2 separate regions of the Homo sapiens genome follow, and region 1 is linked to region 2. A link is a contact called in ENCODE Hi-C or POLR2A ChIA-PET data. All regions are on one chromosome and are shown on one strand. The core of a region is the stretch at or near the end of the contact, and the rest is flanking DNA. Distances in the headings are between cores, read along the strand shown. Region 1 has its middle 110 kb from the start of UCHL1. Region 2 overlaps LIMCH1 (LIM and calponin homology domains 1).

Region 1 (4,184 bases), core at 1,214-3,713, 200 kb after region 2:
AAAGATGTTTTCTATTTCCTATTACAGAACAAACGGAAGATTACACAAAAAGGTGGGGGGCAAGAGCGCATGGTGGAAGGGTGTGAGGAAAGACCGAGACTGCTGCATTATGGAGATGAGAGGAAAATGCAGAAAGATCTGGGAAAAGCAGACGTTTCAATCAACACAAAGCCAAATGGAGTCTAGAGCAAAAAGAGGGGTGTTCACCTCCCTGGCTGGTTGTGTTCACCTCTACTATCCTATTTTGTTTTCAACTACTGCTATTTGGTGGTACAAAATACGCAAGTGTTAATAAAAATCTCACATGAACCATCGCAACTTGCACCTTACCAAGCATGCTTCTCTTATTTCCCAATCGCATATGTAATAATCCTCATTACAGAAACCGACATTATAAAATAGCCAACTATATTTGTTCAGAATGCCAGAGCCTGTGCCACATGAGAGGTCTAAGAGTGGAGCTGCTGTTGGGAGGTGCCAGATGAGGCCAAAAGAAGAACTATCATGTGGGCACTATGTGGGGACTCAGGAGCTACGTGGGATCAGGCCTGCCAGTCTTAACATGGGTGAAATTTATTGAAACAGGCACAGTAGAGAACTTCAAACTGGGACGGGGGCAGCAGATACCTGTGTTACACAAAGACTAAACAGAATACCATACGCAAAGAACTAACGGTGCCTGGCAGGGAGGCACCCTAAATCCACATTTTCCTTCCCCTTGTTTATAATCATTCCAGTCTGGATCTCAGCATCAAGGACTATTTGAATCCAGTGGGGGAGTCAGGTTCCAATCAAGGAGAAAAAGACTGGGGAAATAGACGTGAAGTGAAAGGGAGTAAAAATGGTTCCACCCACTGATGATGGTTCATTGGGCTCCTGTAATGATTTTTCATCATGGTCCTAACCACCCTACTGACAATTATCTTTTAAAACATATTGAAAGGGTTCCAGTTTCAGAGAATGTGCTTGGGAGCCATATGGATGAAATTGTTTCCTCGCAACTAACGGTGCTATGTATATAGAAGATGCTCAATAAACAGCATATTGAACCATTAAGGGAATGAAGAGAGAGAAGGAGAGAGGCAGGTCACCTGCTTGGTTAGGTAGTTACTTGGGACCATGATCTTTTTAGAAGTTTCGCTTTTACTTCTAAAGGGTCCCAAATACTAACTCTGCAAAGGTACTTTTTCCAATAAGTAAATATATACGGAGCAGCTGTTAAGGATAAGGCAGCGGGACACAGCAGTCACCAGTCCAAGCTCTGGAACCAGTTTGCCTGGGTTCAAATCCCAGCTCTGCCACTGATTATCTGTGTGGCTTCAAGCATATCACTTACCATTTCCGTGCTTCCATTTTCCCATCTGTAAAACGGCCATAAACAGTGCTTGCTTGAGAAGTATCTTATATATCAGGCACTGTGCTGGGTGTTTGTTCTATACACAATATACCACCTCATGCAAGCACCTACACTACCACTCAAGCAAGCTCCTAGACTACCGCTTGTACATGGTAAGTGTTCCAGAAGTGTGTTTGCTGTTATTTTTATTTGGCACTGAACTAGCCATTTTTATCACTATTATCACACTCTGTCAACTCTAACAGCATAATGAATCAGGCTTCTACTTGTCACTGGCCCCTCCTATTTATGACATCTTGCATGGTCCCTTAGGGAAAAAGGTGGCAACCTCATCTGTTGGCTGATGACAACATTCAGCTCCACAGGCAACTTTTTTTTTAATTTTCCATAGGAAAAGAAGAGGGGATGCTATTTCTCAGTGCTCCCATTGGGTCATGACAATTAACAGTCACAGCCGTGGCCATTTATTGATACCATGGATACCAGCTACTAGTCAGTTATTTTGGGTTTTTTTCCTTTAAAAATACCTGTCTAATAAGAACTCATACAGGTGACCACTATAATAAAAATTCTTCCATTTCTTTTTAGATTCACTATCATTGGAAGTGCTCTATCTTTCCCTCATCCTAAGAAGTGGGAATTAGCTAGACTTCTATAACAGGTGAAAGAGAGGTTTGCTTTGACTTAGGGAAAGAAAGAGAAGGTGAGAGCCCTAAGGCCGAATGCTGGGGGCATGTTTATTTAAAGAAAAGAGATGTCTGCTCTCCCGCCTTGCAGCCAGGAACTCCAACGAGCCCTGACCCAGTCTAACTTGAGGGGAGGGTTAGCACCCTAAAGAATATCTTCACCCAAGGGCCAACAGAGAAATCACCCTCCGAGTGTCCAATCACTGACTGTCTCCAGGCAACTATTGGGTAAACTGCTTTTTTTAATCACTACAAAACACACACACACACACACACTTTGCTTCCTGTCAGGGCAGCAACAGAGTCTATTTTCTCTGCCACAGCCAAGTCCAAGTGCCAATCAGGCAACCGTAGCTGGGCACAGACTCACTGAGAAAGCGCTCAGGCAGTGGGGAAATGTGGCTGTGAGGCCCTAGTGAGGAACAGCCTGGCTGAAACAAGGAGGGAACAGGGTGATGACTAAGACGCAGTCCTTGGCCACAGGGCTCTGGGGTTCACCAAAGGAGGCAAATCCCCCCACCACACACACACACAAAAAAAATTCGTGATAGTAAAATACAGCAACTTTTCTAAAAAAAAGGCAAAAACTGAGGCTCAGGTGTGTACAAAGAAGGGAAGGATTAATGAGCTTAGAGGAATCAGGGACCATGCTGCAGAGGCAGTCGGGTTTAAGCTCTATCTTGAAAGGATTTGTCCCTGGAGAAGTGGAGAAGGGGCATTCCAGGTTGTGGCTACCCCAATAGCCATTCTCCCCTTTTTCCTGAGGAATACAACTCAAGAATATTATCTGAGCATTACTCCTGCCTGGGGTAAAAGATCCTTCTCCAGAGTCTCTCCTATATACAGAAAGGGCCATGTTCCTGAAGTTCTGGGCAATAAAATAGTAGCCAGTATGTCAGAAAGGGTTTCCCAGAAGCCACCTTATATGGGAAGGATGCACTCTTCACTTTCCTTGCCTCCATCCAGCTTCCTGGAAAGGTGATGTGATCACGACTCTCCAGCAGCCATGTTAGACTGGGAAGATGGGGGAGGGGGTCTAAGAATGGTAGTTCAAGTGTTGAAAGGAATCTCAGTCAAGGACCTCCAGGGTTTACAATTTATGAGGATCCCAAAGGGCACCTGGCTTTAGTAGTTTATAAAGCCCCCTCTTTTGGAAGAATTTGGGAAAAGTTCCCAAATGAGAAGACATCTGTGGGTCACCACCCTAAGTCTCACACAAAATGGCTCTCTTCCCTCACTGAAAAGCAAGCAGGTTTCCCGCAGCCCCTTCCTGCTAAGAGTGGAGTACAGCCTCTACAGCCTCTATTTTGTCCAAGAATTTTAATCCAGAGTCTAGGCTCAAACACAAATCCCAAAGTCCTCTCCGCATTTTTCTTAGAAGAGTTCTTATCTGTGCCTCAGATGTAAAATGGACAGTGGATCATCATGCAAACTCTGAGTGGCCTGCAAGGAATATTCAAGAACTTCCGAGGCAGGTACCTTCACCCCCTGCCCTACCACCAACACATATCTACCTTCAATAGACCTAGAGAAATTTAAGAGTGTTTCTACCCTACCTTGTTTCAAAACACAATCATAATAAAAGTATGTGTAGCATCCAACGCAAGCCCTTTTCTCAATAAATCATCATCAATCAAATTCTCCTGCTTAGAATTCTTCCGTGGTCTTAGCTTAAATCTTATTTTCACTAAGAATCCTTGTCTTTTTAAAGAGTGCTTTTCTCTTAATCCCCCCTGCCCCATTCTTTGTCTTCATAGTATGTATTCCAAATCGTAATTATATATGTATTGTTTAATCTCTCTGTCCCCCTGCCACATTGTATATTTCATGAGGGCAGGAAGTATGTTTATTTTGTTCATTACCTAACACCATGCCTAACACTATGCTGCACATTGTTGGAGCTCAGTAAACACTTTTCAGGAAATAATTTTTGAAAGCACACTTTCACACATTAAAATATTAATGCTTATTTTTGCCACTGTTTATACTGAAGCAAACTTACAAATGAGTGATAGCCAAGTCTCCCAAATAATTATTTTCATATTTTAACAATTTGACTGAGCTTATTGTCGCTTTCATTCCATTTCAATTGGAATAAGATATTCAATTAAAATAAAATAATTGTTCAAAATATTTTTTAA
Region 2 (4,082 bases), core at 1,559-4,058:
TGATGTCACTGAATAGCAGTAGCCTTTGGGAAGTGCCTGCCTCCTCTGAACACTCGTCTGACTCCTCTTTCAGTTTCCTCATTCCCGTTGCCTTATGTCTAGAAAGTTCTTAACCCACCTAAGAATTACTGACTAGGTCCTATCTAACTGCCAAGATACTGAAATCAAAACACAAACACCATGTGACAATACTCTGGTTGTGCGATTTCACAGACTCTAATTACAGTTCATTTCAGCCTGACCTTGCATTATTCCTTTCTGTGTTTTCTCATCCAAGCTTATGAGAGAATCTGTTTCACGTTATTTTCCTTGACCATTACTCATTTAAAATTTGCTACTAAGAGCCTTGCTTTTTTCTGCCAGAAAATCTTATCTCAGAGGTCCTTCTTTTTATTTACTTCACTGTCAAATTCCACATCACTCAAATTCCACTCTTAATTTTCCTTTTGGTATTAAGATGTCTCATATTTTCTTTCCTTAAGTAAAAAAAACTAGTATTGTAAAATATGCAATCTTGGACACTAAAATGTAATATAAAACCAAATCCAATGGTAATTCCCCTAAATCCAATGTATTGCCAATCGTCAAATTTTGTTTCTCTGTGGTTTCTAAACCCCCGAACTGTGTGTATCTCTATACAACTTATAATAATAATTTGAGTGGGGCACTTGCAAGATCATTGTCTTGCATCTGTGAAGATGTTGTTAATTGTGTTACATTTCCAGATGGAGCAGTGTTTAGAAAAGTTTGACAAAGCAGAATTCAGCTCAGCAGCTAACGTTTCTTTTTCTCATACTCAGTGCCCATCTCAGCCTCTCCATTTGCTCCCACCCCTATCAACAAACCAACCAATAATTATTTCTTAGAACTGCTCCTTTCATGTTTCATTCACGCTTAGGTAGAAATCATTGGAGATTAAAATATCCCCAGTCTCAAATATATTTCCAGTTTACTATAAATGAAAGGCTGCTTGCTATAAGGCACCCCTCAAGGAATTTCAGGCTCTGGTAAATACCTAATAAGAATAAAGGTTTCTGAGGTGGCAATGGTTTTCGACATCCTTGACATCAAACCCTATAAAAGCCATCTACTTCCCCTTCCTTTGAGGCCAGGCACCACACCACTCTGGAGACCCACTTTGAATCTTGTCATTACCTGCAGTGATACTGTAGATAATCCAGTATCATATTCCATGGCCGAACACATTATCCATCAGGCTCTTGCTCACCCTCAAAATGCACTAGTTCTTGGACCTCACACCAAACTTTTAACCTGTTGATCACCCAGTGGAACATGTTGGCTCCCTTATAAATTCATTGTTTCCAAATTCAGCTGAGTCCTCACTGAGGCCATAATTTTATCCCATTCCCCTCAACAACAAATCCAACCTCCTGCTTCTCTCTTCATATTCTCTCTGTGACACCCCTCCCACTTACTCTCAGACATCCTTGCCTGCTGCTGCCCTGAGAAAGTCAAGGCCTCCAGAAACGGCACTGTCAATACTCCATTCCTTTTTTATACACTCCTGTGTTCCGTCTCCTTTCCCCTGCTCCGAGGACAAAAGAAGTCTCTCCTTCCTTGTCAAAGTCATCCCTTCCTAACTTCCAAGACTTCACACTTATTTTCCCCTCTCTTCTCTGTCTCTGTCTTCATCTTTTTCTCACCAGTCTTCTCCTTGTCCTATAAACAAGACAAAAAACATTTCTACCCTAACGAACAGTCCTCCAAGGACTGTGTGGCTCCCTGAGCCACACATTCTCTCCTCTTCTTTCTCAGCTCTCCTGCCCACAAGAGTTGATCATAATCACAGTCTTTATTTCTCTCCTCCTGTTTGATCCCCCTCACAATCTGACTTCAATTCTCACCATCTGGTACAAATCCTCTTACGGTCAACAATCATTCCTTACTTGCTAATCCAAGGGACACTTTTCAGTTCTTGCAATGTGCTAAATCTCTACCTGCATTTGACACAGTTCATTACCTCCTATTTCTGCACTCTCCTTCAAATGGATGCTAGAATGCTCCACTTTCCACTGTTTCTCTGTTTCTTTTTCTCAGTCCTCTTCCTGAGTCCCTTTTTCTCCCCCAATCCTTAAACGACAGTTTCTCCAAGTCACACCCCATGGCCAATAACTCTCATCAGTCTATTTTTGTTGGGCGGTGCCATTCATCCTTCTGTCTTTAACCTTTGCCTAAATGTTATTGATTCTTGAATCCCTCTTGTCCGCCCAGAGCTACCTACTAAACATTTCTTTGCCACAAAATGTTCGGAGCAGGGCCACTGTTACAGATGGTGGAAATTATAATTTCCTCCTTTCCTCAAGTGCACAGGTCCAAACCAGGATTCATTCTTCCTCAAAATTAACACCTCTGCCTTAGCATAAGCATGCAAACCAAAATCAATACAGGCTAGTGTCTACTCCACTGCAACGCTAATGCAAAACATATCACTGAAGGAAAAGAGGGCTGATAGAACAAAAGCAAGGCTTAAACTTCAGATTCAAAGGCTCCTGTTGAAACCAGAGAGTCCCTACAGCAATTAAGTGGAAGTGAGGCCACATGTTTTGAAAGTATTTCTTTAACCCCTTGGAAAGCAAAGTTTTGTTAGTGCTATAAGCAGAATGCCTCAGGTCAGAGCTTCGCTGTAAGACTACTGGTTAAAGCACAGAATGGCCACAGAATTATGCGTGCCAGGCAGGCTTACTATTTTCAGCAGTCAAGCTGATGCAGCATATCTAATGTTTTGTGGAGGTCACAGAGTACATTGCCAAGGATACCGTTCTGTGTTACTGAGACACATGGTGACACTCATACCTAATATCCCACGCTGGGACCTGCTGTCCACCAACCATTCTGCAAACATGTGGTTCATGCTGGGCAGACCCTCAGCTGTGTCCTCAGCAATGATGCTATAAATGGCTGTCATTTAGTCTTATCTATTTACTCATGAAAGAGAAATTCAGTCACAATGGCCAGAGAAATGCAAAATAGATTAAATAGCATAGGAACTTTAAAGCATAAATCCTTTCCTGATGATGACGAGGAACAGAATTTTAATCAACAGGTTATTTTTCAGTGAACTAAAGTGAATTTGATGCACAGCTAATATTGAGAATCTGCTTTTAGTGGCATTTTTGGAGTCCTTATTATGTTTCATTATCTTTGAAACCCACTTCAATATTGAATATGGTCCTTGACTTGACTACTTTGACAATGCATCTCCAGTAATCCGAGTACATACAATATATTTACTATAGTATTTGGAAACCACAGGTACTATATAGCTAATGTGTTCAGCCAGATTTAAAACAGGTCCTAGATTTCAGCTGTGCCTCATCTCCTAATTGACTGTTGAGGGCCGACCCTCCTATTCTTTTACTTCGCGTTTCCAAGTAGAGGAAGCTCCCTTAGCATAACCCCTGGGCATTTTTCTGCCCTCTTGCTCATGGGGTATCTGAGTGATGAAGGAACTGAGCATGTTTAGCCAAGCCTCTTCCTCCAACTTCGGGCAAAATGTGCACTTTCTCTTCCACTCCATACTACAGGTTTTACGGGAGCTGCCCCTACAGGAGAGAACTGCATGGTGGGCTCTTCCTGGTGGCTGAGTGGGTAAGTCTGGCTTCGTTCAGGCTAAAAGGGCAGCAGGCACCCTTGCCACAGACCGAAGTCTTCAATTGAGCTCTTCTCATTAAGAAAGCGAGCATTTTGATCTCTAACTCCTGCATCTCTCAAGTGGGGTAACAGGTCACGCAGCATTATTTATCATGAGAAACAAAACCAATTATTAAACAATATCTATGCTGGTTCGGGTGTAGGCATTTACACAGTCAATTCTTATCAGTTTCCCTCAGTTGGTAATTTCTATTTAGTACAATGTTAAGAAGCACTAAATTGTTTTTTTTAATTATATGAGACATTTCTTGATTACATTCTGTGCATATTTTCATTACACCATATGTAGAAGATCAAGAGAATGACAGACTAAAAACACAAAGAGAAAAAAAGAGAAGAAAAAATGTAATAAGACTGCCAATGCACAAAGATGGGCCACATAACCTGAATAGAGAGGTAAATAACATGTC

What was found. Hi-C counts contacts between places; a loop is a spot of excess contacts on that map. ChIA-PET counts read pairs that join two places held with the same protein, here RNA polymerase II (POLR2A). Pooled maps may share reads with other maps.
Region 1: a loop to region 2 is called in a pooled map of gastrocnemius medialis, with 2.2 times the contacts of the local background. The contact joins two enhancer-like sites. A Hi-C loop is called at or near these places in 2 of 168 maps with a recorded cell type or tissue (MCF 10A and gastrocnemius medialis) and 5 of 50 pooled maps. POLR2A ChIA-PET finds 5 or more read pairs at or near these places in 1 of 52 experiments (MCF 10A).

The regions. Positions count from the first base shown.
Region 1 is chr4:41,368,075-41,372,258 of GRCh38, reverse strand. It overlaps a transcript of LIMCH1 not described here. Among named protein-coding and RNA genes, the nearest start is that of UCHL1, 110 kb to the right of the region's middle. Within about 2 kb of position 2,463, at least 12 of the 41 ENCODE cell types and tissues checked have a DNase peak (open chromatin) inside an H3K27ac peak, as active enhancers do; they include gastrocnemius medialis, where a contact is called at or near this core.
Region 2 is chr4:41,568,822-41,572,903 of GRCh38, reverse strand. All of the region lies in intron 1 of LIMCH1 (LIM and calponin homology domains 1), which reads right to left. LOC105374423 (a long non-coding RNA gene) reads left to right here. Exons shown (of 4, transcript XR_001741667.2): 1 at 1-4,082. Among named protein-coding and RNA genes, the nearest start is that of LIMCH1, 33 kb to the right of the region's middle. Within about 2 kb of position 2,808, at least 6 of the 41 ENCODE cell types and tissues checked have a DNase peak (open chromatin) inside an H3K27ac peak, as active enhancers do; they include gastrocnemius medialis, where a contact is called at or near this core.